Regions from separate parts of the Homo sapiens genome. Here regions 1 and 3 are each linked to region 2. A link is a contact called in ENCODE Hi-C or POLR2A ChIA-PET data. All regions are on one chromosome and are shown on one strand. Each heading gives the region's core, a stretch centred on a gene start or an enhancer-like site at or near the end of the contact. The rest is flanking DNA. Distances are from core to core; before and after follow the strand shown. Region 1 holds the start of TMSB15B-AS1 (TMSB15B antisense RNA 1). Region 2 holds the start of TCEAL3 (transcription elongation factor A like 3). Region 3 holds the start of TCEAL8 (transcription elongation factor A like 8).

Region 1 (3,667 bases), core at 231-2,730, 310 kb after region 2:
TTATTTCTCAGATTCTTACATGAGCTCGGAAACTAGCGTTCCCCTGTATTTTACTTGCAGCCTCTCAACAGGTGCCTGCCTTGAGAAAATTAGCCTCTGGGGTAGAGTCGACTTTTGTCCACTGGGGGTCGCAGATCCCAGTCCTCAGGGCCTCAAGACTGTGCCGCGAAGGAAGGAAAGGAAGGGTTGGGAGCAGCCTCTTCTGAAAACCTGATACCTCCCCTCCACCGCCTCCTCTGTCGCCAGGCGGAAAATTCCCTCTCCCATCTTCTGAACACAAGCCAAAGTGCCTCCTGCACTCCCGCCCCCCGTACATTTCCTGCGGGAAACCGTCGGCCTACCAGCTCTGCAATCAGCCGCACAGAATTCAAATTCGGATTCGGCTTTGATGACCTGCCGGAGAGAAAGGGACTAGAAGTTGGATGACCTCCCACCCCCATATTCCTTCCCAGGAAGAGATGAGGAGATGCAAAAGGGGTTCAAGACAGCTTGCGATCGTCTTCTCCCGCCCCTTGCCACCTCCCCGAACACCCGCCCCCGACGCCCGACAACACCCCCGCCCACTTCAATCCAGGCAAATCATAAATCCTACCCAGTCGGCAGCATCCAGATGAGCCACAACTCCTTTCTCAGCGCAACCAGGCCATGGGAGTGCTCCATCCCCTGCCTCGCAGTTACTGATTCTCCAAGCCGGGCGCCGCCCAGTCCTGGTGGGGCTTCCCCCACCCCTCTCCGCGCCGGGAAATCGCGCGCTCTTTCTTTACCTGCGCTCCACTGGTGGGCAGCGTATGCTCCCGCGTCGACAGCTCTGTTTCGCCTTCCGGTCCCCATAGCTCTGCAGGGGAACAGGATCGCTGGCGCCTCCTGGGCCGCTAAGCGACCCCGGGGCTGCCCGGCTTAGCGAGTGCTTCGCAGAGAGGTAGCCGAGTCGAGGCAGCGCGGTTCCCAAGGAAGTCACGGCTGCGGCCACCCTCCAGTTCGGACCTCCGGGCAGCCGCGGTTGCTTTCAGTCTCTGCCCATTGAGACAAAAGAGCGTGACAAGCCGCGCGACGCGGCCAATCAGCGGGGCGAGGAGGCGGCCTACCCAAGCAGCCTCTGGCCCTGAAGCTACTGCTAGCAAGACTCGGGAGCTGGCTGGCGGGGGCTGAGGCCGACAGGCACGGGAGCCGGCGCGGCGTCAAGTGGAGCTCGGACGCACGGACCAGGCCCATTTCCCTTTCATCTGTGAGTTTGCTGCTACCCCGTCGCTTCCCTTCTCCCCATCCCCTTCCGCCTCGGCTCTGCTCCGGGCTTTGAGACCGGATGCCTGAAACACGAGGTGGGACAGAAACCAAGTGAACAATGAGAGTTCCTTACCTTTGTATAGGGGGAAGGGGGGAAACAGCATTTACTGAGTGCTTTCTGTGTGCGGATGCGCCTGTCTCCTTTCTTCTCAGCAGCCCTGTGAAGGAGGTAGCAGTGTGCCCACTTAACAGGAAAGGACTGAAACACCCAGGCGGTACAGTTAGGAAGTGCAGAGCTAAGAGCTCACTCCCAAGTCAACATATCTGACTTCAAAGGCTACCCCTTGCCAACACTCCTCTATTCTGTTAGATTAAGGGATAGCGGAGAAAAACCAAAGCCAGGATGGGAGGACCAACTTGGGACTGCATAGAATTAGTGAGCAAGAACTGTTATCTCCATTTCACAGATGAAGAAACTGAGCCAAAGACAGAGAGGTTAAGCGTCTTGCACTGTATCCCGCAGCAAAGAAGTTACAGCATCCAACTTAGCACCTGTATGTTGCTCTCTAGATGCTAATTGTTTGCCCTGCAGCATTGTCTGAAGAGCACTTTTGCACAGGTAGTCTCAAACCATCTCAACAGCAGTCTCAATGTGATGATAGTGCTGAGGGAGGGGGTGAGGAGGTAGTAGGGAGAGGGCTGAGGGAAGATGAAGGCAACCTTTATGGTGCCCATTGTACAGAAGAGGAAACTCTTCTTGGCACTCTTCTTTCCTTCGTTTTTTTAAAAATACTTTTTTTTATACTACAAAAAGCTGCCCTTTTTATAAAAGCAACATAATTTCGACAGCCCTTTGTGACGCCAAGGGAGGCAAGGCTCAGAGAGGTAAAATGATTTGTCTGAAATTACAAGGTGAAGCCAAAATTTGGACCGAATCTCTGAATCCAGAACTCATACTATTAACTAAAGTGAGTAAAAAGTGGGCTGCCTCAGAATCATTTTGGAGAGCTTGTTATAAATGCAGATTCCTGGGCCTTACCCCTGGGGGATTTTGATGTACTAGGACTACAGGTAAAGAGTGTGATTTGTAGTTTTAAACAGCCCCATAGTTGATTCTGAGGTGTAGAGAGATTCGTGAACCACTGTTCTAAACACCACCACGTGATGCTGAAGGTTATAAGTAAATGGGCCTGTCATCAGTGTATTTGTCCATGGCATATCTGTTATGAAATGTAACTCCAGAGCACAGGTTCCTACCCGCGGTCCTTCCTGGAACTGTATGCAAAGAATCTGGACTCCGTACATTCTTCTGAGTCCACAGCTTTGCAGATTTTCAAATGGGTCTGTCATAATGTCTTCCTTCTTCAAGCCATGCTTGATGAAGAAGTGTGAGAAATCAAACCCCATTTAACCTAACCCCCAAACCACAGCTCTCTGTTGCTGATATGGCTCTTTCATTTCCTGGCTCAAGGACAGGTTGCTAGGTTGCCCTTCTGTGAGCTCTTCAGGGGACTTCTCCTTTGCTGGATTTGGCATCACTGGCCCCAGAGAAGGAGCAACTCCATGGAAACAGCATGCAGGGCTGTCCAAAGTGAATGGCCATGAAGGCAGTGGCTGGAAAACCTGCTCCATTTTTCCCTGACTTAGAGAGCAGGTATTACTTCCTTTATGTATAGTGTGGCTAGGAGGCTCCTGTGGGGCCTGTTCTTGACTCCTGATGCTTGGAAGCAAGTGAACAGTCTGAAGCCCTTCCACTGCCGTTGGCTTCATCTTCAGCCTGCCAAGGCACTTCACTCACTCATTTCCACCCTCTTATTTACAACCCCAAGATGTAGAGTTCCTTGGAGTAAACAATACAGATTTGGAGATGAAGCACTTTCCATCTCAGGATTGTGGCCTGTGGATGGAACAGTGGGGTAGTGGTGGTGGAAGGTGGAAAGTGTGGATGTATGGAGAAGGCAGGTTGCTCACCTCGCACACTTAGGGGTGATGGTGGCAGTAGCTCTTAGGTTTCCTTCAGACTTTTGCTTCTGCTCCCCTGTCCCGTGACATCTGACTCTTGCCTCCCAGAAGACTCTTGTTCAGTGTTTAAATTGGCTTTATCACCAAATTAGGTATTTGCAGCTGGACTTGGTAGGGATGGAATCACATAAGACCAAGAATAGGTGTCAGAGCTCGGACAAAAATAATGACAGGAAATGGATTGTGTAAAGGTGCCAGAGTTGGACTACTGGAACAAAGCGAGAGACATTTTGTGCAGGGATGGGGGGAGTATTTGCAACCTGGCTCCAATTGGATACAGGACATCCTATCTCTGGCCTCATGTGTGTGAGTCTGTTCCAACTGATGGCTCTAATGAGACCACATTTTGTAATTTTAACACATAAACCTTAGAAGCTTGAAGGTTTAGAGATAAAGCTTTCAGCTGAAACAATAATAGCTG
Region 2 (3,905 bases), core at 1,149-3,648:
TTGTACTCACTAAAGCCTAGCCCAGCTTTTGCACTAGGTTGAAATGCCATCTAATCTGTATATTAAAAGCTCATTAAAACCTAGGTGTGTAGAAGAGCATTCTTGTCTTTTCTTTGCTAAATTTCTATTTTTGGACCTGTGCCATACTGCTTGGATTATTACGAGCTCTCATATGTTAAACAACTAGAACCCCTTTATTGTGACTTTTATTAATTTCTTGCCTATCCTTTTCCATTTGATTTTTTTCAAGAGACCTTTGAAGGAAAATCTACCAAACTTCCAAATGCCGGCAGGGTTGGGGGCAGGAGTGATAAAATTCACAGCTTTACAAGACTGAATCATCCCATCCAGGAATCTGGCATCCTAACTGTCTAATTATCCAACAGGCACATTTCTTTTCAATTATTTCAAAATTCAGAATTTACTTTAGATCTTCAATAACTGCTAAAAGTTGATCTGAAAATAATCAGGCTAAAGACCAAGGCCCTTTTTAACCTGGCCTGTGGAGTGGTTTCTATATAAGAGGTAATTAGTGACCTACCTACTTCAAGTACTGTAATGAAGATGAAACAGAAAAAGGCAGTGGGACAATATGATATATATTAAGGAGAGCAAGACTTGAGGTAGCAAAACCAGAAAGGGATCTTCCACCATAGACCAGGAGTGGGGAGTTGTTTGCCTAAAAAAATGTAGCAAGAGTGGAGATGGAAGAAAAGTGGGAAAATCCAGATATTTAGAAGAGAAGGTCAAGATTACTTGGTGGGAGGGAGGAAGAGGGAATGAGGGATGATTCCCAGATTTCTTGCTTGGGCAACAGTGTGGGTTCTGGAGCCATCTATTAAGATAAGAGAAATGAAGAGGAGGGAGTTTTGTGTGTGGAAAAGATCAAGGAAGGATGGTAAAATCACTTGGGACATATTGCATTTGAGGTCCTTCAGGGACATTCAGGTGGATATATCTAATCGTTAATTAAAACGGATCTGAATCAAATTTATGCTGAAGTTCATGTAGAAAAACAAACATACAAGAATGTGTTGGAAAAAAGAGAATCTACTGAGGGGACCTAGCTCTACCAGATATATGAAATTATATATCCTCTATAATTCAACTGGTATATGGATAGCAAACAGACCAATGAAATAGAATAAAAAGCCCAGAAGGTTTTCCAAGTACATATGGATATTTGATATGTAATAAAGGTGGTATCTCAAATCCCTAAAGCAAAGATGGACTTTCTGATGCCAGAACAACTGAGAAACCGATTGGAAAAAGAAAACAAAAGATCCATCAATACTTTATGCCATACACAAATATAAACTCTAAATGTAAAGAAAACCATATGAATACTAGAAGAAAACATGGGTGAATGCTTCTTGGACCTTATGTAGGAAAAGATTTCTTAACTATGAATCGAAATCTAGAGGCAATAAAAGTTAAATAAATTTGACTACTTTTTTTAATGCATGGCAGAAAAACACCATAAACAAAGCCAAAAAGCAACTGACAAACTGGAGAGAAAATTGCAACATATATAACAGTTAATGTATTAAGAAAACTTGAAAATTGAGGTGAGAAGGACCAACAACCCACTAGAAAAATGTGGAAAAGACATGAACCGACAATTCACAAAGAAAGATATTTAAATTGTCCTTAAACACAGATAAGGCAAAATAAAATGCCATTGAGATATTACTTCTCAACTATCATATCAGTGAACATTTAAAAGTATGTCATAGGTTATGTTGGGAAGGGCATTGGGAAACAAAACACTCCCCTATATTTCTGATGGGAATGCAAAAATAGGTCTGAGATTCTGGGGAGGGAATAGCCTGGAGATGTAAATCTGGAAGTCATTGGTCTTTACTGGAAATGAATGAGATCAAACAGGGAGACAGAACTTGAGGACTGAGGAGAGAGGAGGCCCAGGACAGAACCCTAGGAACACTGCCACTCAAGGTGGCAGCTCAGCTTCCTGGCAGGCAGCACCACCCTGGGCTCTGGAGTCAGGCAGAGACAGTCTTGAAAGCGGGCTCTGGAGTTCTGGGGCTGAGCGCTCTTGGCAAAGTCGGGTACCCTCTTTGATCAGCTGTCACACCTGGCGATAATGGCATCAGAGAGAGATACCCTGCGAGGATGCCGTGAGATGCGCCAGGTAAAGCACCTGGGGTCAGAAAGCCACCCCCTCCTCCTCTTCTCCGTGACCCCCCTTTGCTACACAAACACACCCCGACCCCGACCGTCCCCAGCCTCCCGGTCCTTCGGGGTTGGATGGTGAGGTGGGTCAGGCAAGGGGGGCCGAGCTCGGGTGACGCGGCGCTCACGTGACCCGCCGGGCGCCTACGTGGGCACCAGCCCCCGCGCCCGCCCGCCCGCCCTGCGGTCCGGTCCTGGCGCCCGCGCAGAACCAGCTGTCTGAGCTGCCCGGGCAGCGGGGGAGCAGCGAGCGGGCTTCCGCGAGCCGGAGAAGGCACAGGCCTGTCCCGGGTCCCGGCAGGTCAGTGTGAAGGTGGGCGCTGCCGGCGGAACCACGGAAGGGGTGGAGGTGGCTGGCAGTAGGAGTAGGGAGGGGCGGAGAAAGGATCCGGGAGACTGGTGAGGAGGGGGAAGCGGAGCGGTCGGAGGCAAGGGCGGGGGAGCCTGGCCCGCCTTCTCGACGACCCCCTGCACTGAGCCGTCCATCCATTTTAGTACTGGAAATGGAGTACGGGGGGGCAACCCCGCAGTGCAACAGTGAAACGTAGACATATTCTGGAAATAACCGCCTCTCACAATCTGCTCCCATGGAAACATCTGACCTCCGCAAAAACGGGGTGGCGCTGGGACAGGTTGCCTCCAGGGGAAGGGGACACAGAGACAAACGCAGTTTGGAAAGCATCCTGGTTTGGTGCCCGAGGCCTGGAAAGAAATGGCGGCTGGGGTGCGGGGGATGTAGGGGAGGAAAACGTTGGGTAAGCAGGGCCTGGACTCAGGAAAGGGAACCGAGTCCCTGTGAGACCGCTGACTGCGCAGCCCCTACCCCTGTCTCCTGTCTGTCCGCAGGTCTGCGCGTCTGTTCCCAGCGCTCTGCGAGGCCTAAAAAGGAGGAGCAACCTGTCCAGAATCCCTGCAGGTCTGTGAAGGTGGTTGTGGGGGAGCTCAATGGACAGGGCCCTATAAGGGTTGAGAGTGTGGAGGGCCCGGCCAGGGCCGAACTGGGGCCCCTGCCCATCCCCCACTCACATGAACACACACCTTACCAGGCTGAACCAGTGCAGAGAAGGTGGCAGGGACTGCCAGGGAATGGCTGGCTCACGTGTGTGGGAGGAGTGGCAGGCTACGTGGTGGGCAGAAGGCCCTCTTGGGGGCCCTGCCAGCTTAGGGGAACCCTCACCAGGGGTGAGATGCAAGTACTATCCAGACCTGCATTCCACCCCATGCCCTCAGTCTCCCATGTCTCTTATTTGTCTCCTCTTCCCTCCATTCCCATCCCCCAGGACAGGAAAAGGAGGGGAAATCTCGACATGGAAAAACCCTACAATAAAAATGAAGGAAACCTGGAAAACGAGGGAAAGCCAGAAGATGAAGTAGAGCCTGATGATGAAGGAAAGTCAGACGAGGAAGAAAAGCCAGACGTGGAGGGGAAGACAGAATGCGAGGGAAAGAGAGAGGATGAGGGAGAGCCAGGTGATGAGGGACAACTGGAAGATGAGGGAAGCCAGGAAAAGCAGGGCAGGTCCGAAGGTGAGGGCAAGCCACAAGGCGAGGGCAAGCCAGCCTCCCAGGCAAAGCCAGAGAGCCAGCCGCGGGCCGCCGAAAAGCGCCCGGCTGAAGATTATGTGCCCCGGAAAGCAAAAAGAAAAACGGACAGGGGGACGGACGATTCCCCCAAGGACTCTCAGGAGGACTTACAGGAAAGGCATCTGAGC
Region 3 (3,450 bases), core at 137-2,636, 350 kb before region 2:
CCAAATGCCTAACGGGTGTGTCCTCTTTAAATCCCTGGCCAGGCTGATTCGGCCCTCCTCTGGGGTTTCCTTCTGCTTCCTGGCTTACGCCTTCTTCGGAAGGTTGAGGATTTCCTTCTGCCTCCTGTGGTACATCCTCCAAAGGGCGATCTTCCTCGGCCTTTGGCATGTTCTGTGGTTTTCCCTCATTTTCTTCACAAGACTTTTGCATATTGAGTATTTTTTATTTCCTTTTTGAATAAATTAATCCTAGAAAACAAGGAAACAAAACTACTAGATTCCAGGCAAACAGACCAGCAGTCAGAGTATGGGGTCCCATAGCGACTGGCCTTTTTTGACTCAGTACCCTAATTGTCAAAAGTTTTCCAACTAGAGAAAGCTGGATCCTCAGGCTCAGAACTCCCCTGACTCCACCTCCCTTCGCGCCCCCTTTCGTTCCAGCTCCATCTTTCTCCTCCTGCTCCTGCCCACCATCTTCCCAGCAGGCCCTGCTACAAGCCTCTCCTAATACTGAAATGGGAGCAGTACGGAAGCAATTAACCCTTCTCCCGCCTCTGGTCTCCAACACTCCCGCCCTTCAGACTTTCCCAGGCCCTCTCAACCTCCAGCCTCTCACCTGAGACGGCTGGTCCAGTCTCTGGCCTCCCCTCCCCCTTCAGCGTCTCTTAAGCCTCCTCCTCCCCCGCCTCATTTCCGCTGCAGGCTCGGCACCGGCCTCTGGCACTTAATCCGGATGGGGAGGGGCTGCTGCGACCCCAGGATGTGCTTTGGTGTCACTCACACTTCCACCCCCACCCGAAGAGACCTGAAGCAATTGCACCTTTACAAAAACTGACCTGCAGGGATTCAGGGGATTTTCCTCTCTCTTCCCTCACCTCGATTTGTGTCGCGCCCAAAAAACCAAATATCCTGCAGACAGATGGGAGTGTTTGGTGAGCAGACTAGTACCTGGATCACGGGTCCCTTTCATGATTCTAGGCCATGTTGGTGTAAAGTTTCCCATGTCCTCATCCTCGCCCTCCTTTTATGGCAACCCCGCCCTCCTCCGTGCCCACCGTTTTTCTGCAAGCAGGGAGTAGGAAAAGCAAGTTTCTTCCAAACAGTTTCTATGTCTCTCTCTCAGGACCCTTAATTAGCTACCCTTCTCTCTCTCCACCCGCCATCCCCCACCAAACAGCCCCAAATTTCCTGCACAAAATGGGAGTTTGGCGGAACAGAAGTGGGGAAAGCAGTGCCGGCCCCGCTTGCTTTCTGCTCTCGGCCTCCTCGACCCCAGGGTCTCCAAGTCAGCGCCCACGTTTATACTAACCTGAAAGGATCTTGGGCACTTTTCTCCTTCTCCAGCAATAAGGAGCTGCTACAGGGAAACAGGCCCTGGACTATAAGGACTTCTGCACACGTCGACTCCTGGTCACGTGAGAGTCGCGTCATCACTGAGCTCGAGTCCCCAGTTACCCCTCCCATTAACACTGCAGCCCGCCCGCTGCGTTCCCTCCACTTGATACTGTCAATCTTTTTTCGTATTTGCCAATCGGAGACAATAAACTGTTATCTTCGCCCTGGAGTATTTATTCGCCTTTCTCAGATTACCAGGAGGATCAGCCTTTTAGGGGTAATCGACCATTTCTCCTTCTTTGAGGAATCATCTCTTTCTTCTGCTCCCAATACTCCCACCTCCCCTCCTCCAAGACCCCTACAGTCCACCATTTCCCCTGGAATCCTATCCAGCATTGAAATGGGCAAAGGTGGTAGATCGGGAAGAGGGGGCTGGAAAAGAATCTAAGGTTGAAAGTGGAGGATTTGACTAATCCTCTTGAATAGTTTTCTGTTGTGTTCTATGTTTTCAGCAATCAGCATACTTTTAAAAATGGTATCAGAAAACGGATGCCTCATAAGCAATATGTAACACTTAATATGAAGGACAAATTAGTTATATCAATGTGTAAGACTTTGGAAAAGTTTTCTAATGGCTGGAAATGAAATGACAATATTCACAACATATTGATGTGTTAGAATTTTTTAAAATCTTACCAAACAGCACTTAAAAAATTGACTCCCAAATTAATGTGTGGAAGGAGGCCTAGTTTTCTCTTGTTAGCAATTTTGTATAGGTAATCTACTACTCTTTCTATTTCTGGCAGAACTCAAGTTATCAAGTGTTGGATGTCTGATCTTTTTCATTGATGACCACTGGTGGCATCCACTAAGGTTTCACTTGGAGGCTTCAGACAGACTTCCTCCCCATTTCCTCTATAGGATTCAGTATCTTGTTAATCAGATAAGTCCACAGAAAAGCCTGCTTTCCACTGAGTAAAATTCTTTTGGAACTCAAAGTAGTATGTTTCTTGGAAAACATTTCGTTGTTGGGAAATAACTCATACACTCATGAAACACTCAGAAAAGAGAATTCTCTGTATCTCACCATCAGGCTTGAGGCTTCTTTGCATGGCATTTTCATTCATGGCACTCTTGAGATAGTCTGGTATCATCCACTGTGTCCCATTAAAAGAACTATTGACATGCATAATTGTTATGATTAGAAAGCAAAGAGAACAACATTGCTGTAAAAAATAATATTAAACAGGAAACTGATATCCCTGCAACTCAGAATCCACTGGTACTTGGAAGGATGGTGGTGCCTGGAGTGGCATTCTGGCCAATGGAGCCAGCTGGAGAGTCAGAAGAAGACAGAGGGGGTCTTTTGTCTAGGGTGGTCACAGCAGGATGCCTTAGCCAACAAGAACACCCACCAGAGAAGAGAAAAGAAGGTTTGGAAAAAATAAATATTTTTTGGACTTAATGATTTATAGTTGAAGCATGACAAATTTCTTCCACACTTGAGGGATAAATGTTCTATTGTTTGAGAGAGAGCTTTTAATATAAATATAACTAGCAAATTATAAAGATTTAATCATTGCCTATCACCAAATGTTTCCACTCTTTTAAATGTAACCATTTAGTGAGGAACAACTCTGATCTTTTAAAAGAAAAATCATCAGCAGCAAAATGGACTTTGTGTGTGTGTACACTTCTATGAAGTTTAACCAATGTATAGATTTGTTTAACCACCACTGCAATCAGAATACAGTTCAATCACCCCCAGAAACTCCTGCATGCTGTCTCTTGTAGTCCTATTTGACTGCCTTCCCTAAACTCTGGCAACCACTAATATATTCCCCATTACTACACTTTTGTCTTATTCAGAATATTATGTAAATGATTTCATTTTTCAATTTTTGTGCACTGGCTTCTTTTGGGACTGGCTTCTTTCACTCAGCATAATGCCCTGGACATCCATTTGAGTTGTTGCATGTATCAATAGTTTATTCTCTTTTTTGCTGAGTAGTATTCTGTTATTTAGCTATTCCACAGTTTGCTTATTCATTCACCTGCTGAAGGACATTTGAGTTATTCCCAGCTCTAAGCAATTATGAAAAGAACTGCTGTAAA

What was found. Hi-C counts contacts between places; a loop is a spot of excess contacts on that map. ChIA-PET counts read pairs that join two places held with the same protein, here RNA polymerase II (POLR2A). Pooled maps may share reads with other maps.
Region 1: a loop to region 2 is called in a pooled map, with 2.7 times the contacts of the local background. The contact joins the promoter of TMSB15B-AS1 here to the promoter of TCEAL3 in region 2. A Hi-C loop is called at or near these places in 2 of 50 pooled maps. POLR2A ChIA-PET finds 5 or more read pairs at or near these places in 2 of 52 experiments (H1 and OCI-LY7).
Region 3: a loop to region 2 is called in a pooled map, with 3 times the contacts of the local background. The contact joins the promoter of TCEAL8 here to the promoter of TCEAL3 in region 2. A Hi-C loop is called at or near these places in 2 of 50 pooled maps.

What each region holds. Positions count from the first base shown.
Region 1 is chrX:103,918,068-103,921,734 of GRCh38, forward strand. It overlaps TMSB15B-AS1 (TMSB15B antisense RNA 1), which reads right to left and starts at 1,481. Exons shown (of 5, transcript NR_146557.1): 1 at 1,358-1,481; 2 at 765-1,013; 3 at 342-393; 4 at 20-158. It also overlaps a transcript of TMSB15B not described here. RefSeq lists an enhancer at 1,407-1,496.
Region 2 is chrX:103,605,565-103,609,469 of GRCh38, forward strand. It overlaps TCEAL3 (transcription elongation factor A like 3), which reads left to right and starts at 2,399. Exons shown (of 3, transcript NM_032926.3): 1 at 2,399-2,494; 2 at 3,040-3,109; 3 at 3,474-3,905. The coding sequence starts at 3,501. RefSeq lists silencers at 2,294-2,523, 2,554-2,723.
Region 3 is chrX:103,253,769-103,257,218 of GRCh38, forward strand. TCEAL8 (transcription elongation factor A like 8) reads right to left here and starts at 1,387. Exons shown (of 3, transcript NM_153333.3): 1 at 1,310-1,387; 2 at 837-909; 3 at 1-249. The coding sequence starts at 211. RefSeq lists an enhancer at 1,324-1,373.